2 separate regions of the Mus musculus genome follow, and region 2 is linked to region 1. A link is a loop called in an ENCODE intact Hi-C map of the cell type or tissue named here. Cell type or tissue: heart. All regions are shown on one strand. Links, peaks and the distances in the headings refer to the core of each region. The heading gives the core; the rest is flanking DNA.

Region 1 (9,410 bases), core at 2,481-6,480:
CACAGTCACTGTTCCCCCCAAGGTATATGCTGTGTCACCCAAAAAACTTTCCTCTTCTTTGCCCAAATAGCCTGGGGGACCTCTGCTGTCCCAGTGGTTTAGACTGTCCCTGAGAACCACTGTCATATGTCTGATTGCCTGCCAGAGGTCCTCCAGTAGGGGCAGGACAGTCTAGCCTTAGGGCTATCAATCGTCACCTTGAAAGGGCTTTTTAATCACAGCTCCGGAGGCAGCCTGAAAAAGACATTGATCTTTGCCCACTAAGTCTTTGCCCGCTGAGCCTTAGCGCCAGGTGGCCTGCAGAGCCTGAGATAGAACAGGGCAGCTGCTCAGAGGTTAAATGCTCTTGCCACCCCCCCCCCCCCCCCCCCGCTGTCCACCCGGAAGTGAAGGGTGAAAGTGGGTGGCAGAGTCTCCGCACCTGCTTGCCATCAAGCTGTGATGGTCCCACACACGGCACACCGGTGTGCACTATAGTAACACCTTGGACGTTCCAGGTTGAAAGAGGATTATCAGTCCCCACACCACTGTTGGCAGGAGTTTGGGATTCCAAAGCCCTGGCAAGTGGTAGAATGTTCATCCCCCAAAGCTTCCCTCGGGACTTGGGAGAGGGAGGGAGGAAAAAAAAAAGATGTGGGGATGGAAGGGATAAAAGGTTCCTTTCTTCCTCAAATTGGAACCACACGTCAGATGAAAATAACGTGTCTTGGAGGTTTCGATAAGATAGAAGAGAAAATTGCCAGAGATGTGTTCAGGGCCGCGGCTGGCTTCTTATCTTCTCCTGCCCCTGTCAATCCAAGACAGTGTTTTCTGCTGATGAGAAAGCCCGGAAGACGGAACAAAGGCTGTCTTGGAAACACGGTCCCGCAGAACATTAGCCCGTTTTTTTAAAAAGCATTTTAATTTCATGGCTTTCACTCGAATGGTTGTTTTCTGATTCCAGAGGCAGCTGGATGGGGGGAGAAACAAAGTGTGGCTGCTAATTAGTGCTGTGTCTTGCTGGCTTTGTTCAATTGGTGCCTTTTGTTTGAGCCTAAATGCGTTTTCCAAGCCACTTGGCTGCTAGGGTGCATCGTTCTCCCAGTTCGGTGGTTCCAGAGAGCCTTGTGCAGTGACAGAGGGAGGCAGCTCCAACAGCACCTTCTGGCTTTAGGGAAAAGATGTCACTAACGGTATAAGCTAATGTGTCCGCTCCTACTCAACATGCATAGGTTGGAGTCCTGACTGCTAGGACCCTGAACTGTGTGTGACCTCATTTAGAAACAGGGGCTATAAAATAATTTTTTTTTTTTTTTTTTTTTTTTGGTTTCGAAGCAGGGTTTCTCTGTGTAGCCATGGCTGTCCTGGAATTCACTTTGTAGACCAGGCTGGCCTCGAACTCAGGAATCCGGCTGCCTCTGCCTCCCGAGTGCTGGGATTAAAGGCGTGCACCACCACGCCCGGCATAAAATAAGATTTATTTTATTTTTTTATTATGTGTGTACTCGTCGTGGGTGTGTGGACTGGGTATCCCTAGAGCTGTAGTATAGGGCTCATGAGCTGGAACTGACCTCAGATCTCCTGCATGCTCTTAATCACCTCTTCAGCCCTGGGGGCGGAGTCTCTACAGAGGTGATCAACTGAAGATGTCTTAGGGTCTCATCCCATGACTGGTGTTCTTAGCAGGAAGGCCGTAGGTCTGGGGAGGGTGGCTCAGTCAGGAAAATGCTGGCCTGAGTTCAGTCCCCAGAACCTGTGTAAAAAAGATGGCAGCTGTGTAAAAAAGATAGCGGCCCTGCACACTTCTAATCCTGACGGGAGGGGGACGTGGACCTCCAGGCTTGCTGCCAGGCAGCCTAGCCCAACTTGGAGAGTCCAGACTAGTGAGAGAGGCACACAGATGACTACACATGCGCACGAAAGAGAGGAAGTGCAGACGCAGGCACACAGGGAAAACGATCTGAAGAGACACAAGGAGAAGACAGCTACCTGCAAGCCAAGGAAAGTGGACTCAAAAAGAACTAGGCCCTGCCCAGACCCCAGCTTTGGACTTCTGGCCTCCAGAATCCTGAGAAAAATCAGTATCCATTGTTTAATCTCAATTGTGAGACTTAGCTATGATAGCCATAGGACACTGAAACAGCCACTAAAGAGCTGGTGGGCTGGAGGGAGGAGGAGGCTGCCTCAGTTTCCCCTGCTTAGCTCAGCAAGGATGAGGTGGTAGAGATAGTTACAATCCTCTACGGAGCCCTCAGCTCTCCTGTGAGAATTCTTTCCTTGGGGAACTGTAAACAATGTCTACCCCTCTTCTAAGGTCCCCACAACAAACTGAAGCATGAGTCCACCAGAGATCCCCATGGGGGAGCCATGAGTCCAGCAGAGATGTCAGGTGTCTGGGGACTGGCCCTGGGATGTGTCCTGCATGTATCAGGGACGTCACTGTCTTTCTGGGGTGGGTAATTAAGGAGCTCCGTGTGGTGATTAAAGGCACACATCCTTCAAAGGTAGGAGCAGACCAACCTTATGTGGAAGTCCCAAAGCAGATATGCTTGGCTGTGACTAAGGCTGAGGAAACCCACGTGGGGCACAGGTCAGGGCTGGAGAACACTGCAGGAGATGAGAGCTTTCACTTTGAGGGCTGGTGCCGGGGGAACCACTTTCTCAAAAGGTGCATCGCTGGTGTAGATGAGGCGGTTCTACATCATAGGTACATCAGTGGACGGAGAGAACCAACTCCTGCAAGGTATCCTACACACACACACACACACACAGACACACACACGCATGCACACATCCCACTAAATAAGTGTTAAAAAAAACATAAACAAGATATGTCCGGTTCTAACCCCTGATTCCTGAGAGTGGGACCTTATTTGGAGAAGATGGAGTCATTTGCAGGTGGAGTCAAGCTAAGGGGAGGGTCTCAGGGTTTCTACTGCTGTGATAAAACACCATGATCAAAGCAACTTGGGGAAGAAGGGGTTATGTTGGCTTATACATCCACATTATTATTCATCACTGAAGGAAGCCAGGACAGGAACTCAGAGAGGGCAGGAACCTGGAGGCAGGAGCTGATGCAGAGGCCATGGAGGGAGCTGCTTACTGGCTTGTTCATGGTGGCTTTCTCAGCTTGCTTTCTTATAGAACCCAGGGCCACCAGCTCAGGGATGGCAACACCCACACTGGGCTGGAACTTCCCCCATCAATCACTAATTAATAAAATGCCTTACAGCTGGATCTTATGGGGGCATTTTCTCAATTAAGGTCCCCTCCTCTCAGATGACTCTAGCTTGTGTCAAGCTGACATAAAACTAGCCAGGACAGGAGGTCATGTTGGAGTGGGTGGGGCCCAATCAGATGTCACAGTATCCTTAGAGAAGAAGCAGACACTTGGGGATGTACAAGAGGTAACAGATGGGACTAACGCTTCTACAAGGAGACAACCTGCACTGGAAGCTCAGAACGCCCATCACAGCCTCCAGATGGCGCCACCCTGCTGGCACTTGGAATTTGGACTTCTGGTCCCCAGAACGATGAGACAATACATTCTGCTGCTCTAAGCTGTTCTGTTACTACCTTCTGGTAAGACAGCGAGCACCAGGAGACAAACTCACACAAGCCAGGCCTTTGCATTCATGGAGACCAGGCAGGTCTGGCTTTGTGCAGGGGTGCTGGAATCAAACTCAGGTCGCCAAGTTTGGGTAGCGAGTATTTTATGGACTAAGCCATTTCCCCGGGTTTTTGATTAATATTTCTGACTGAACGGCTGCATGAACTGTCTGATTAGCTCCCTGCCTCCCAAATTCACCCCCCCCCCCAACACACTGGGAACAGAGAGGTTATGTCCTTTCCTGGGGTGTGTTCAATACTAAAGCCACTCTAGACTTGGCACTGTGGGCATGAGTGCGGAGTGGGTTAAAGCGGGCTCAGCGAGGAGACAGAGCCCCCGGCGCCCTGCCCAGAGGGCCTGGGCTGTGAAGGCCGAGCCAGTTGCACTGTTAGGCTTGCACACTGATTTCTGTGCCTTGAATCCTAGTAGAGGCGGCTTTGTCCCAGGAACCTCTGTTCTAAATCCTCCTCCCTGCAGGGAACCTTACAGCCACTAGATGGCAGTAAAGACCGAAGTTAAAGCGGTCCTAGTTTTGAAAGGGCAGTGAGTACCATTATGGTTGGAGGAAGACCCAGAAAACCCCAGGGGTGATGGTGGTGTCATCTTTGGGGGAGGAAGACTAGGATGCTAAGGTTAGTACGCTCTCAGGGACCTAGACAGAGGGACCACAGAGTCTATGCAGTCAGGATGGCTGGGAGCTTGACTGGAGATAGGAAATCTTAGTGTATCGTAACCGGCTCTGGCCGATAGAGAGAGGACAGCTCAGAGTATGAAACCCTCCAAGTTCAAGTCCCGGTGCACAAAAAAGGGGAAGAGAGTTTCTTGAAGGGACAAGGGTTCATCTACATTCAAATTTCATTTCTGTTGCTGGGCTAAAATTTAGGAGAGAAAGGGGGCTGTATTAGCTTGTGATTCCAGGTTACAGTGTACCCTTCAATGGAAGTCAAGGAGGCAGGAGCTTCAGTTGGTCACAGCATATCCTCAGATAAGAGCAGAGAGAAACAAACACACATCTGCACACTTGCTTGCTTGTGCTCAGCCTGATTTCTCCACTTTTATACAGTTTGGGACCCTTGCCTAGGGAATGATGCTGCTCACAGTGGGCTGGGTCTCCTACATCTGTTAACTTAATTAAGACACACACACCCCTGCATGCTCACAGGCAGCCTGGTGTCAAGCTGACAGTTAAAGCTCACTATTACAACTCACCATTTTGATAAGGCAGCTTTCCAGAGCCCCAAGCATTTTACAAGAGAGGGAGGTGGGGAGTGGTTACCTAGCTAGGGGCACTGGACATTGAGTCAGGGTGGGGGAGGGGGGAGGGGTGGCAGGAGGAGGGATGACAGCAGCAGGTCACCATGGGACCTCTGGGGCTCTGGGAGGTGTGCTTGTTCCATAGGGTGGAAGTCGGTGAGTCCTTTCTTGCTTTCTCCCTTTTTCTTGTTTATGTCTCTTCTGTGTGTGTGTGAGGGGTGGGGACGGGAGAGTTGCAGGAGTGTGGTGTGGCTGGATGGGGGTGCAGTAAGTCAGTCTGCCTGGTCTCCGATACAGTATCCTTTACTCAGGAACCCTCCAGACTTGTTAACCTAGATTTTGTTACATTGGGAGAATCCTCAATTACTATAGACTCACAAGCCTTCCTTGAGACAAGATCAACTCCATCGCTGGGGAGATGGCTCAGGGGGTAAGAGAACTGACTGCTTTTCCGAAGGTCCTGAGTTCAAATCCCAGCAACCACATGGTGGCTCACAATCACCCATAATGAGATCTGACACCCTCTTCTGGTGTTTCTGAAGACAGCTACAGTGTACTTATGTATAGAATAAATAATAAATAAATCTTTTTTTAAAAAAGTGAGACTCGCCGGGTGTGGTGGTGCACGCCTTTAATCCCAGCACTCGGGAGGCAGAGGCAGGCGGATTTCTGAGTTCGAGGCCAGCCTGGTCTACAAAGTGAGTTCCAGGATAGCCAGAGCTATACAGAGAAACCCTGTCTCGAAAAAAACAAAACAAAACAAAAAAAAAAACAACAACAACAAAAAAAAGTGAGACACTTTGGGGGCTTTGGGAGCCGACAATGAGACAAAGCCGAAGGGGATGGTTAGAGAAGCCTTTGACGACAAATCCTTAACTGAGCAATATGGCAGAGCTATCAAGTGCGTGTGAGGGGCAGACACTCTCATGCACCTGTGTGCAGTTCCGGTCTCACGGCAACCCCTGAGACAGGAAGCAAAAGGAAGAGAAACTGAGATTCAGAAACTAAAATGGAGTATGGGAGTATTATAAGTTAGGCCCGGGGTCAGGGCTCAGAGCAGGTCCTGAGGCCACTGAGGATTAGAAAGATGCTCAGAAAATGTCCAGAATCTCAGTGTGACAACAAGAGATGGTGACATGAGGGTCTGGAGAGGTGGCCCTGCAGGGGGACAGTATGCTGCTCTTGCAGAGGACTGGAGTTCAATTCCAGCACCCAGCAGCTCACAGCAGCCTGTAACTTTGGAAGGCGCCGTGCTCTAAGTTCCCACCAGACCAACAATGGTGACTGCTCTATAAACTCCCAGAAGACGAGTTGTCACTGTGACTGACAGCATACCTCCTCCTACAGATGTCCCTACCCCAATCTGGGGACTTGCATTAAGTTAGCTACAGGGTCTGCAGTCTGGGACTCAGAGAGCTGATTCCTTCTGTGTGGCTCTTGGATTGCTTGTCTGCTGGAAGTACTTTGCTTATTCAGAGCCTTGGGTCACCCTGGGTAGCTCCTCTCCTGTGGCGAGGGCCTTGGGTCACACGGAGCTGGCTTGACCTCCAGAGGTCTGGAAGTGGTGGTGGGCTACGCTCTGAATAGCACATGTTGGATGAGCTCCCTGCTGTCTTCCTTGTGTGTGTGTCAACAAATATGTGATGGGCACTGGGTCATACTCCTGTCAGAGGGGACAGTGGCGATGCCTTGACTGCCATCTGGAGACAGCCCCAGGGTTTCTTCCTTTGACTGTTGATCCAACAGAAACATCTGGCTCTGAGGTTGTCAGGCATGCAATGCACACACACATGTGCAGGCAAGCATCATATACATAAACAAACAAACAAACCTGAGCGAGGGTGGCAGCTAGGTACAGGGACACCTATCACCCTAGCACTTGTGAGGCCAAAGCAGAGGGCTCCTAAGCTCAGAGTAGACTCAGGGGACCCATGAGATACTATCTCAAACCAAAGGAAAACAAGCTTAGGGGCTTTGGGGGACTCTTGAATGTTGCTTATGGCAAAGGGAGTGTAGGGTGTTATAAAGATTGGAGACCTTTGGGCTGGCAAGATGGCTCAGTGGTTAAGGGCGCCAACTGCTCTATAGAAGGTCCCGAGTTCAAATCCCAGCAACCACATGGTGGCTCACAACCATCCCTAACGAAATCTGATGCCCTCTTCTGGAGTATCTGAGGACAGCTATAGTGTACTTACATATAATAAATAAATAAATCTTTAAAGAAAAAGATTGGAGACCTTTATGTAGGAGGCCTTTTAGGTCAGTCGTCTAATCACACAAGCCAGTCCTGAAAGTGGAGGACTTTGGACCTGGAGAGATGGGTCAGTGGTTAAGAGCAATCTCTGCTCTTGTAGAGCACCCAGATTTAGTTCCCAGCACCCACATGGCAGCTCCAGGGGATTCAATGTTCCCCCCCTTTGGCCTCTACAGGTTCTACACACACACACACACACACACACACACACACACACATACACACACACGCTGATAAATACCCAAATGTAAACATAGAAGTAAATTAATAATCTTTTAAGTAGAGAATGTTTCCAGAGCAGAATCTGAAGAGGGAAGCAGAGACTCTGTGACAGGAACTCCGCTTGTTACTGCCACAGGCGGCCCAAGATTGGTCTGTGAGGAGCTAGGGGGGTGCTCAGGGACGGATCCCCAGCTCACAGCTGGTGCAAAGAGCGGTCTCAGCTCTCTGACTTCAAGAGCTGCATGTGGTGATAACGGAAGACATGGGAAATGGGTTGTTTCCAGCACTTACCAATGAGAGCCCAGCCTGGCCACCACTTTGATTTTGACCTTGTAAAATAACAGGGATGGGAGAAGGGCAACAGCCTGGACTTCTGACCTGTGACAGACACATCGGTGTTGCCTTAAGTTGTACAGGTAACTTGTCAGAGCACCTGAGGGAATCTTTTCAAACACAGGCGCTTTCCATTCTGTGTCCCAGACAAAGGAGGACTGAGGGTCAAAGAGGTTCTGTGCATGTGTGTGTGTGGGTGTTGTATATCTGTTTTGGTGTGCACGTATGCATATGCACATGTGTGGGAAGCCACATGTGCCGTTGCAGAGTGGCACTGACTACTGCTGGCCACCACGCATAAGTTTGGACAAACAACCAATGTGTACATATGCAGTAAAGTTTTTTGCAAAGACACTGCCTGGCCTGGGCATGATAATGAGGCTTTGAGAGTATAACCAATCAGATGTGAGACATGCAAATGAGGTATGATAATGAGGCTCTGTGAGGTACAGAGAGTAGCCAATCAGATGTGAGACATGCAAATGAGGTATGATAATGAGGCTCTGTGAGGTACAGAGAGAGAGAGAGAGTAGCCAATCAGATGAGGAACATGCAAATGAGGCTTAGTGCATAACCAATCCGGGTGTGAGACACGCCTCTCCTAGGCCTATAAAAGCAGCACCAGTTCTGGGCTCGGGGTCTTTTCACCTCTACAATCAAGCTCTCCCAATAAACGTGTGCAGAAGGATCCTGTTGCAGCGTCGTTCTTCCTGGCCAGTCGAGCGCGCGCAAGACACATGTGGATGCATAAATGTGGGTGTATATTTGTATGTGGAGGTCAGAGGTTGGAGGTCAGAGGTTGTCTTAGTTTTTTTATATTTGTTTATTTTATGTATATGAATACACTGTTACTCTCTTCAGACACACCAGAAGAGGGCATCGGATCCCATTACAGATGGTTGTGAGCCACCATGTGCTTGATGGGAATTGAACTCAGGACCTCTGGAAGAGCAGTCAGTGCTCTTAACCACTGAACCATCGCTCCAGCCCAGAGGTTGTCTTAGTTAGGGTTTATTTCTTTATCTTTTTTTTTTTCCTGAGCAGGGGTTCACTGTGTAGCCCTGGCTGTCCTGGAACTCACTCTGCAGACCAGGCTGGCCTCCAACTCAGAGATCTGCCTGCCTCTGCCTCTCAAGTGCTGTGATTAAAGGCGTGCGTCACTATGCATGGCTTGTTAGGGTTACCATGGCTGTGATAAAACACCATGACCAAGAAGCAACTTGGGAGGAGAGGGCTTATTTGGTTTACACGTCCACATCACTGTTCATTGTGAAATGAAGTCAGGACAGGAACTCAGACAGGGCAGAAACCTGGAGGCAGGGGCCATGGAGGGGTGCTGCTTCCTGGCTTGCTTCCCATGGCTTGCTCAGCCCTGGGATGGGCCCTCCCCCATTGCTCACTAACTAAGGATGTGCCTTACAGCTGGATCTTATGGTGGCCTTTTCTCAACTGAGGCTCCATCCTTTTAGATAATTCTAGCTTGTGTCAAGTTGGCACAGACGAGCCAGCATGGAGGTCAGAGCTTATAATGCTTCCCATGTAGTTATTTTTAAATATCTATTTTTATTTTGTGTGCAGTAGTGTTTTGCCTGTCTGTGTGAGGGTGTCAGAGCTTGGAGCTACAGACAGTTGTGAGTTGCCATGTGGGTGCTAGGATTTAAACCTGGGTCCTCTGGAAGAGCAGTCAGTGCTCTCAACTGCTGAAGCATCTCTCTAGCCGTCATCATCATCACCACCACCATCTCCATCATCATCATC
Region 2 (9,410 bases), core at 3,663-7,662, 410 kb after region 1:
TACTTCCAGTCTGACCAGTGGAAGGCTTCCACTTCTAGGCTCCGACAGGGTGGCCGGACTCAGTGACTCCTTGCTGGCTGGAAGCGCCAGCGAGGGCTGGGCTGGCCTTCGAATGTGGCCGGCGGCTGGGAACACTCAGACCCCCCTAGACCTCCAAGAGGGAGCTGAATGGAAGGGCAGAGGCAGAACTGAAGGAGGAAGGAGGAGAGCGGAGGCGGGAACAGGAACCAGGGGTCAGCCAGCGGCTTGAGACACGTGTTGTAGAGAAATATTCCCAGCAGTTTCCCATGGAAAAGGCTCTTCTAAGGCCCCCGTGCCACCTCCTGTTTACGGGCCTCCCTGCCCAGCTCTGCAGAGGTCACCAGGGGCAGGGAGAGGCTGGGTCTGCTGCCCTTCCTGCCACTGACCAACCAGTCCACTCGTGCCTCTTCCCAATATCAGCAGCTCCCCAGGAGAGCAGACAGAGTTCTCAGGAATTGTTCCTTGCCTCCAGGTCAATTCCAGATGTGTACAGCTGGACCTAGCCTGCCCCCCAGACCCTGGAGTTTTACCTGCCAGAGAAGGGCATTGGCCAGGCTGGAAAACTGAGGTTACCTCCGGTTGCCACTGAAAGAGACCAGGGAGGAGACTGGAAGGGGAGATGTCAGAGGGGCTCACCCCCCACCCCCACCCCCACCTCTCCCCCCACCTCTCCCCCCACCTCTCCCCCCCCCCCAGGCAGGCGCTGCAGCCTGAGATGAGTTTGTTTACAGCCACGGACACAAGACTTCCTGCTTTTGGAGAAAAGAGCTTTTTACAGGGCCTAGAGGGACTGCAGGGAAGAGCTGGCCAGCCAGCCCCAGTGAATCAGAAACACATGGCCAGAGAGCTCCCCCGCCCCTCCTGCCCCAGCTGGACCCCAGGGACTTAGTTCTAGCCAAACCTCAAGCGCCTGTCCCCCTTTGGTCCTAGTAAGCTGAATGAGGGTAGATGATGAGGCGCCAGACACCCCAGGGCTTAGCCACCTCTCCCCACCTCTCCCCGGGGCCTGAGCACCCACACGGGGTCTCCCTAGCTGTCCCATTGGGATCTTCTTCTCCTCCCTTAACAGCCATCATCCCCATCTCTGGTGTCCTGGGGGCCTAGGCATGGGCCACGGCCTGTGAGACCCCACCTACTGGCGGGATCTCCTTGCCTCACAGGGCAGGGTGGAGTCTCAGGGCCAACTTCTAGAAGGGCCCTGTCCAACTTCTCTTATCAGGGAAACAGAGTGAGCCAGACCACACTGTTTATTGAACTGTCTCTGCTCCGGGCTGTGTGACTCTGTGTGGGTGGAGGGGTTCTGGGACGGGGCTAAAAGGAGTTTCATGGATGAAGACATTACCACACAGAAGCCAGGGAGCACTCGCTCTGCTGCGCCAAGCAGCACAGCCTATTTCCAGATGAACGGAAAACAAGTTCAGGCTGGCTCTCCCTGTGACATCGTAGAGTGTGTGACATCGTAGAGTGTGTGAATCGCTTCTGTCCTCAGTGGGCAAGCATATACGACGCCGGTCGCATTTTAGAGGGACAGATCCAGGCCCCTTGTGGGCCACCCAACTGGCTTGAGGTAGCACAGTGAGGTTGGAGGTAATGGGGGGTTGTGCAGCGGTGTTGGGTCTCTCAGCAGAAAGGGTCCCATCCCAAGACCCCCAAGTCACCTCTCCCGGTACCTCAGGTGTCCCATCATCCACCTTTCCCCACTGACCCCTGTAACCTGTTACCTTCATCTCCTGTCTCATCCACAGCCCACCAGCCACTCTGCCCTCTTCAGGGCCGTAAGACCCCTCCCAGCTCCCCCCTCCCTGGCAGCACTTTGGGCAGAAGGCCGACTTCTGAAGACACGCATTGACCTTCCATTTCTGGGTGCCAAGGAAGCTGGAGGAACCCCTGACTCGACTTCCCGAAAGGAGGCCTTCATCATGGCTGTGGTCCCCCCAGGCTACTGGGAGGTGGGGCTGGATCCCTGGATGCTGAATCTAGCAGAGGGGAATCCCTCTGCCTCACAGCAGGGGCACACTCTTCTTAGCTTTTTCTACTGACTGTTAGAGAGGGACCTGGCAAAGTGGCCGGTGGGAAGCGAGGACAAGCCCGTGAGTCACTTCAGAAAGGAACTATCCCTGCTTCACTCTGCCCGCCAGCATGCAGGTTCTCCTCGCCATCTCTAGAGCATCACGCACACACATCTACCATATACACAGATATATTCTATATACTATCTATATATAAATATATATAACACACACGTACATATCTATCGAGTGCGCCTGCAGGCCCAGAAGCCTAGGTCTTGCCCAGCCGTGGGAGGCCAGAAGAGTCCTGGCCATCTTTCTGGGCAGCTCTACCGGGAGCAGGGTGAAAGCTGGCAACAGCACAAGAGGAGGGGCCAGGTGGGAGAGTTGGGGTGAGTCAGCTTGCTCCTACAGCTCAGTGCCCTGCATTCCTGCCCTACCCCCACAAAACAAGAGAATCCCAGAGCTTGGGAGGCGGAGGAAGGACAATCGTTGCGTCTGAGGTCAGGTGGTCATCTACCTGGTCTCCACGGTGGTGAGTTTCAGGCTAGCTGGGGCTACACAGGAAGACCTCGGGTCAAACGGAAGAAAAAAAAAAAACATAAAGATCTGGCTCCCCTCTCCTCTCCTCCCCTCCCCTCCCCTCCCCAAGGGTTTGCCTGACTGGCTTGTCCTGGAAAGGGCAAGGATCAGGGCACACACCAAGAGTTCAGGAGATCCCAATGGGATGTTGGCCAGTGTATGTGTCCGGTATATGGGGGTGGGGGTGAGGGGCAGCCTCAGTGTGGAGCCCTAGAATGTCAGCCTCACCTGCTCACTTCAGACAGCAGCCAGGCCACAGGACGGGGGCTGTCCTCACACCCCTCAGCAGACCAGGGCCTCTCTCTCCTGCCCTCCTCTGGGGCCACCTGCTCACCCTCTCCACATAGTCTCCTTAACATTGCTGGGAACCCCGTGTGTACCCCTTGGTCACGTGTACTGTCCTGGAAGATGTCTTACTGCTGTGGCTACCGTGCCTGCGTCCCCTCTGGTCCCACCCTCGCACAGCCTTCCTGTAACTGCCTGTCTTTTGTAGTTTCTGATGTTTGTAACCAGATCCAGCTGTGTCATTAAACCAGGTCTGTTCTTCCTGTCTCTGGCCTCTGCTTGATCTTTTCCTCCTGGACCTGCCGTCACCCCTCTCTCCCCTCAGCAGTTCTAGCTAAGGGTGGTTTCATTGAAAACAGTTCCATTGAGGGAACCCCTTCCCTTGTGCTGGCTCTAGCTGCTCCTGGGTGGGGCACTCTGAGTTGGACTGTCGATTGCTCAGAGGCTAAGAAAAAAAGGGCAGAAGTTGGATTTTATAGGAGCAAGGGATGGGTCTGTCTTACTAAAACTTCAGAGAAGCTAGGACTATCTGGTTTAGAGCTTTCTTGGGAGGTTGAGGCGGGGTGGGGGTGGGGGTGGGGGTAAGTCACAAGTTTAAAGCCAGCCTGAGCCACTTAGTAAGTCCTTATCTCAAAATAAAAAATAAAGAAAGCTGAGGGTCCAGCTCAGGGCAAGAACATTGGCCTGGCCATACCCAGGCCCTAGGTTTAATCTCCAGAAATAAATAAATAAATAAATAGATAAATAAATAAATCAGTGCCTTTTGGATTTTGTCCAGGAAATCTGGCAAGGACAGGGTCAGTGTGGGATAAAGGGAGTGTTGTCAGAGCTGGGCTTGGTAGCACACATGTGTCATCTGAGCACCCACCAGACGGGGAATGGAGGATTACAAGTCAGAGGACAGCCTGGGCTACATGATAAGCCCCTGCCTCAAAAAGGGGTGGGGTGGGAGTACTGTCCAGCTGTCCATGCAGACGGGCCCTGGTCGTGTACACTAGTGACATAGCCAAAAATTAAACCTCAACCTTCTAGGCCTGCGCACAGACATTTCACTCGAGATGCTGAATAGGCCCCGATGCTTCCGGGATCAGCCCTTGGGTACAGCAGAAAAGGAGCCCTGCTGGAATTAACCTTCAACCCTAAGCTCTCAGCCCAGAAACTCTTCCCAAGCCCCGCTGAGCAAGGCCTGTCCATCCCCCCATAGCAATGGTCACAACAGCAGCATCAAGTCTCTGAGGAGAAACCAAGGAGGTCACCATAGGGAGGGGTACAGGAGAACCGGAAACCGCTTCTGCCCCTTGGGAGGGCTTCAGGCTGTCTGAGAGGACTCAGCTAACAAGGGGAAAAGTCTTGTCTCCCAGTTCCTGCACTTGAATGTAGGCCGCTCCTCTCTTCATCTCCTGGGCGCCTGGCACAGCAGAGAACTCGCTGGAAATCCAAAGAATAAATAAATAGCAGTCTTAGAAAGCAACACAAACACACGGGCCAAGAGTGAGCCGGGAACCGGAGGAGGATGCAGGGTGCTGAGAGGGCAGCGCAGGCCAGGCCTTTCCAGAGAGAGAGCATGCCAGACTGGTGGCCTCCGAGTTCACACTCAGTCGGCGGCGCTGCTGTGTGACTCTGGGCAAGAGAGCAAATCTTTCAGAGCTTCCATTTGAAAATAGGAAGCCCGGTGTGGTGATGCTCCCAACACTGGAGAGGCCGAGGAAGAAGGACTACAAAGCAAGACACAATGTTAATTCCTTTAAGCAAAAGTCGGCCTTGCAAGACAGTGGGAGGAGCATGGGGGCGGGGTGCAAGAAAGGTGTTCGGAACGGGGCGGGCTGGCCAGACTCTGAGAACCAGGAGAGCCGAGGACAAACTGAGCCGCTGAGCAGGAATCCCGTGAGAGACACTGGGAGGAGATGGAGAAGGGTGGGGGGTGTACCATGGCAACAAGAAAAGGCCGGGAGCCTCTGAGCCTCCTGATCCCTGAGGTCCAGCCAGAGCTGGTTGGTGGAGTGTCAGCAGGTCAAGATAGAGCGTCATCTCCGAAAAGGCCTCCCCACACAAGTCTTGAGAATGGCGTGGGTGGAAATCTGGAGCTATCCTGGAACCTGCTATTGAGAACTCTCCCTGATCCCTACCTTCTAGAGAGGACGTGCACCATCACCCCCCACGGACCGGGGATGCTGAAGGAATAGGGGGGGGGGGGTGCAGGCGACTCCTGGTTTTAGGCCTGTGCAGGGACGATGCCTGGGCTTTTGTCCTGTGTTCTACAAGTAGTCAGCCTTCTTAGTGAGAGGCAGAGCAACTGGGTCAGCTCCCCCTGGCGAGATCAAGCTGAGAGCCACGGGGGGTGTGGGCATCGAGCGAGCGGGGAGCATCACAAGGAGACTGCCACCTCTTCCCTGACAAAGAGGCCCCCAGTACAGCTCCACAGCGACCCCTGCTGGCACTATCCAGGAACTTCATCCAAGAAAGCATCCATCTCTAGCCCGCCAGCTTCCTGGCTCCACATTACACCATAAGGGAGGCAGCCTTACTGGGACCTGAGATGATGCAGACTCCAAGAGCTTTCCTCAAGCACAGGAATCTCAACACAATGCAATAAAAAGCAGAAGATGCAGAAAAAACAAAAACAAACAAACAAACAAACAAAAAAGGGCTGTGGTGACCCTTGCTTAGAAACGCAGGCAGATCCCTGGGGCTTGCTGACCAGCCTTGCTTAACTGATGAGCCCCAGGTCCCTGGAGGAAGACTGTGTCTCATAACAGAAGTGGGTGACTCCAGAGAGACTATATCTGAGGTTGCCCTCTGTCCTATACACAACAAAAGAAATGAGAGAAGCTGGGGAGAGGGGATGGCGAGGGTGGGGGAGAACACGGAAGCCTATGCAGCACTCGGGGAGGCTGACAAAAGGGGACCACTTTAAACGCAAAAGCAGCCTAGGCTACAGTAAGACCCTGTCTCAAAAAACCAAACAGGAAACTTTGCAGTTGGCTTTTGTCAACTTGACACAAGCTGGAGTCATCTGGGGAGAGCCTGTGGGCAAGCCTGGGTGACATTTTCATGATTAGGGATTGGTGTGGAAGGACCCCGCCCACTGTGAGCAGTGCCATCCGCCTTCAGTCCCAGCTCTTGGGAGGCAGAGGCAGGTGGATTTCTGAGTTCAAGGCCAGCCTGTTCTACAGAGTGAGCTCTAAGACAGACAGGGCTACACAGAGAGACTCTCTATCAAAACAAAACAAAGAAAAAGCAATGAGAAGAAAGCAGACTGAGTAAGCCATGAGGAGCCAGCCAGGAAGCAGCACACTCCACGACCTCTGCATCAGCTCCTGCCTCCAGGTTCCTGCCTTGACTTCCCTTTATTGAACTGTTGGTAGCTTTAATTTTTTTAAATATTTATTTTATTTATTTTATGTATATCAGTATACTTTAGCTGTACTGATGGTTGTGAGCCATCATGTGGTTGCTGGAATTTGAACTCAGGACCTTCAGAAGAACAGTCAGTGCTCTTAACTGCTGAGCCATCTCACCAGCCCTTGATTTCCGTTTATGAAGGATTGAAATAAACCCTTTCCTCCCCAGGTTGATTTGGTCATGATGTTTATCAGAGCAATAGAAAGTCAACTATGGCAGGCGGCCTCACCTTAGGGGCTGGCCAACATAAATAATCCAATGCTGTTCTCCATTGGCACGTTGCCTGTAAACAAGAGGGGATCTGCTGTGCCCCAGGCCTGCCCAGGGCAGGGAGAGTAGAAGTTCTGCTGGGCCTTAACCAAGGTGCCCAGTTTGATGCAACCAGGTCAAAGGGCAGTTTAGGAAGACAGCAACAACAGACTTCAGGCCTGCCTGTGTGGCTTTGGCTTCATGCTCTTCCAGCAGCCTGGGAAGGTGACCTGTGCCTGTTTCACCAACAGCTTCAAGGAGGCCCAGGAGCTCAGCTGGCAACACCTATGGCTGCCACCTTCAGACCTTGCCAAGAACTGAGAGTGGTGCCCAGCAACCTGGCCCATATGCTGGCCTCTCTGCCAGGGCCTCCGTACAGCTGTCCAGCAGAGCCCATATTTCTCTGTTTTCAAGGAAAGGACAGTCTAACACCTCACTCTTCCTCGGTACCCCAATCTCAGTACATCCACTCTGCCCACGTTTAGATGCCACTAAAGTGCATTTTTAGAAAGAGCAGGAGGAAGGAAGAAAGGAAGGAAAGAAGGGAGGGAGGGAGGAAGGGAAGGAGAGAGGAAGGAAGGAAGGAAGGAAGGAAGGAAGGAAGGAAGGAAGGAAGGAAGGGAGAGAGAGAGGGAGGGAGGAAGGGAGGAAGGCAGGAAGGCAGGAAGGCAGGAAGGAAGGAAAAAAGAAAAAGAAAGTGAGAGAGAGAGAGACCTGCATAAGTGTTTGTTTTCTTCTTGGAGACACAACAGCTTTGCAAAGTCATTAAGACCAACAACCAAACATGGTACCTCCTGTTGTCCATGTCCCATGCAGGGCCCGAGGAGGCCAAAAGAGGGCGCTAGATACCCTGGAACTGGAGTACAGACAGGGGTGAGTAGCGGGAACCAAACTGGTTCTTTGCAAGAACAGCAAGTGCTCTTAACCACTGAACCATTTCTCCAGTCCCAGGTGAGGGGCTTTTGTGGCCTGGAATCAAGCCCGTGGTCTCCTCAGTCACAGAGACCCTTACCTGACCGATCCCACTGGAGTCCTCATTCTTCACAGTTTGATTCTCTTCAGCCTCAGCTCTCTCCCCACCACAGGGCAACAACCCCTGACCCATCTTCTCACCAATGGAGGTGGTGCTGTTTCTCTCAGGCTGCTCTGACCTCCCTTCCAGAACCTTCCTTCACAGCCTTTCTGTGAAAGTACGTTCTTTGGGTGTTTCGAGAACAAGCCTGGCTGAGTACTGTGGTGGCCATACCTTGGGAGACTTGAGGGGATGAGCTCACCCCTCAAGACCCTTGGTCCTAATGCCTCACCTTTGACACTTGGGGCTTGCTGCTGCAAGGTCATGTGACCAGATTCCCAAACACATGGCAGAGAAGGCCGATGTTTAGACAGAGGGTTAGCAATGGAGATGGTAAGAGACAGAGACAGCACATCCAAGAACGGTTTTCTTTGTCTTTTTAATATTTATTTATTTATTTGAGACAGGATCTCACTGTGTCTTCACTGGTCCAGGTTGGTCTTCAACTTTCAGCCCTTCTCCCTCAGCCTCTGAAATGATAAGATCATACAGACCCTCCATGACATTCAGCTTTGAGATTAAATTTTGAGGCTGATTTAACATGTTTCCTGATGTGGGGTGGGGGTGGGGGTGACAGAGGAGAGCAGAGGTGACTTCGGGCTTATCATTTCCAAGGGAAATAGCCAAATAGCCATCAAGAGCGGGTCTGCGCATGAGTTCCGTGCAGTTGGATCCTTCATCCCAACACAAGCATCTCAGAGGTGCAAAGGCTGGGATTTCAGCTCAGGACCGGATGGGATCAACGAGGAGACCAGAGGAAACCATGTCCTCTTCTGGGAGGGGGGGAGGAGGGAGAAGGAGGACCAGGGAGAGGGCAGAGGCCCTGAAGCTGTGTTAGAGCTTAGCATCTACTGCTTTGCAGACAGATGGCGGGGTGGGGACCTTAAGCCCTGACAAGGCTGCCTTGGAAGAAAGCCTTCGTGGGGGTGGGGGGCAACGGTGGTGAGAGTACAGAAGAGATGAGCCCAAGAATACATGGATGGTGTCAGGGGGCAGTCTGCACCAATAAGAAGCCTTGGTCTGCACCAATGAGAGCCTTGGTCTGCACCAATGAGAGCCTTGTCAAGAAAGGGTGGAGAAGAATCAGATGGAAAGAGGGCAAGGGGCGTCCATAGGAAAACAAGAGGAGTGCCCTGCCCATGTGGGCACTGATCAAATGTGCTAAGCACTGGGATATATGTCTTACCATCTGGGGATCTAGGGAGCCCAAGATCAGGGGACCAGCATGTTTGCTGTGTGTGCAGTGGGAACACTTTCTAGTTCATGGATGCTCCTTCCCTGTGACCCTGATCCGCCTGCCTTCATCTTCCCAAGTTCTTCCATTGCAGGCGTGCACCACCATCCCGGGTTTCAGGGGCTCTTTCATAAAGGCCCCGATCTGCCCATCATGATGGCTCACACCATAATTCCTACAATTTGGTAGACTTGGGTGAGAGGATTACCACAGGTTCCAGGCCAGCTTGGGCTACCTAGTGAGTTCTAGGACAGTCTGGGCTATATAGCAAAATGCTATGCCTTAGCTAGGGTTACATTGCTGTGAAGAGACACCATGACCAAAGCAACTCTTATAAGGACAATATTTAATTGAGGCTGACTTACAAGTTCAGAGATTCAGTCCCTTATCATCATGGCAGGAAGCAAGGTAGCATCCAGGAAGGCCTGGTGCTGTAGGAGCCAAGAGTTCTCTATCTTCATCAAACAGAAGCCGGGAGCAGACTGTTTTCAGACAGCTAGGAGGAGGTTCTCAAAGCCCACCCCCACAGTGACACACTTCCTTCAACAAGGCCACA

The links. A loop is a pair of places that touch in the nucleus more often than their neighbours do. Peaks named below come from ENCODE experiments on the same cell type or tissue, not always from the same donor. Only the 100,000 strongest peaks of a DNase experiment are listed, where the experiment ranks them.
Region 2: a loop joins it to region 1, with 7 times the contacts of the local background. A loop is called at or near these places in 17 of 42 quality-filtered maps.

Annotation. Positions count from the first base shown.
Region 1 is chr11:117,051,744-117,061,153 of GRCm38, reverse strand. No RefSeq gene overlaps it. Among named protein-coding and RNA genes, the nearest start is that of Gm11728, 16 kb to the right of the region's middle. In heart, for the core only: CTCF peaks have their summits at 3,450 (motif pointing right) and 4,077 (motif pointing right); a DNase peak (open chromatin) is centred at 4,080; H3K27ac peaks cover 214 bases.
Region 2 is chr11:116,639,349-116,648,758 of GRCm38, reverse strand. Cygb (cytoglobin) reads left to right here. Exons shown (of 4, transcript NM_030206.4): 4 at 1,767-3,164. The coding sequence ends at 1,800. Among named protein-coding and RNA genes, the nearest start is that of Cygb, 10 kb to the left of the region's middle. In heart, for the core only: CTCF peaks have their summits at 5,334 (motif pointing left) and 7,386 (motif pointing right); DNase peaks (open chromatin) are centred at 4,018, 4,798, 5,268, 7,408 and 2 weaker places; H3K4me3 peaks cover 1,019 bases; H3K27ac peaks cover 1,549 bases.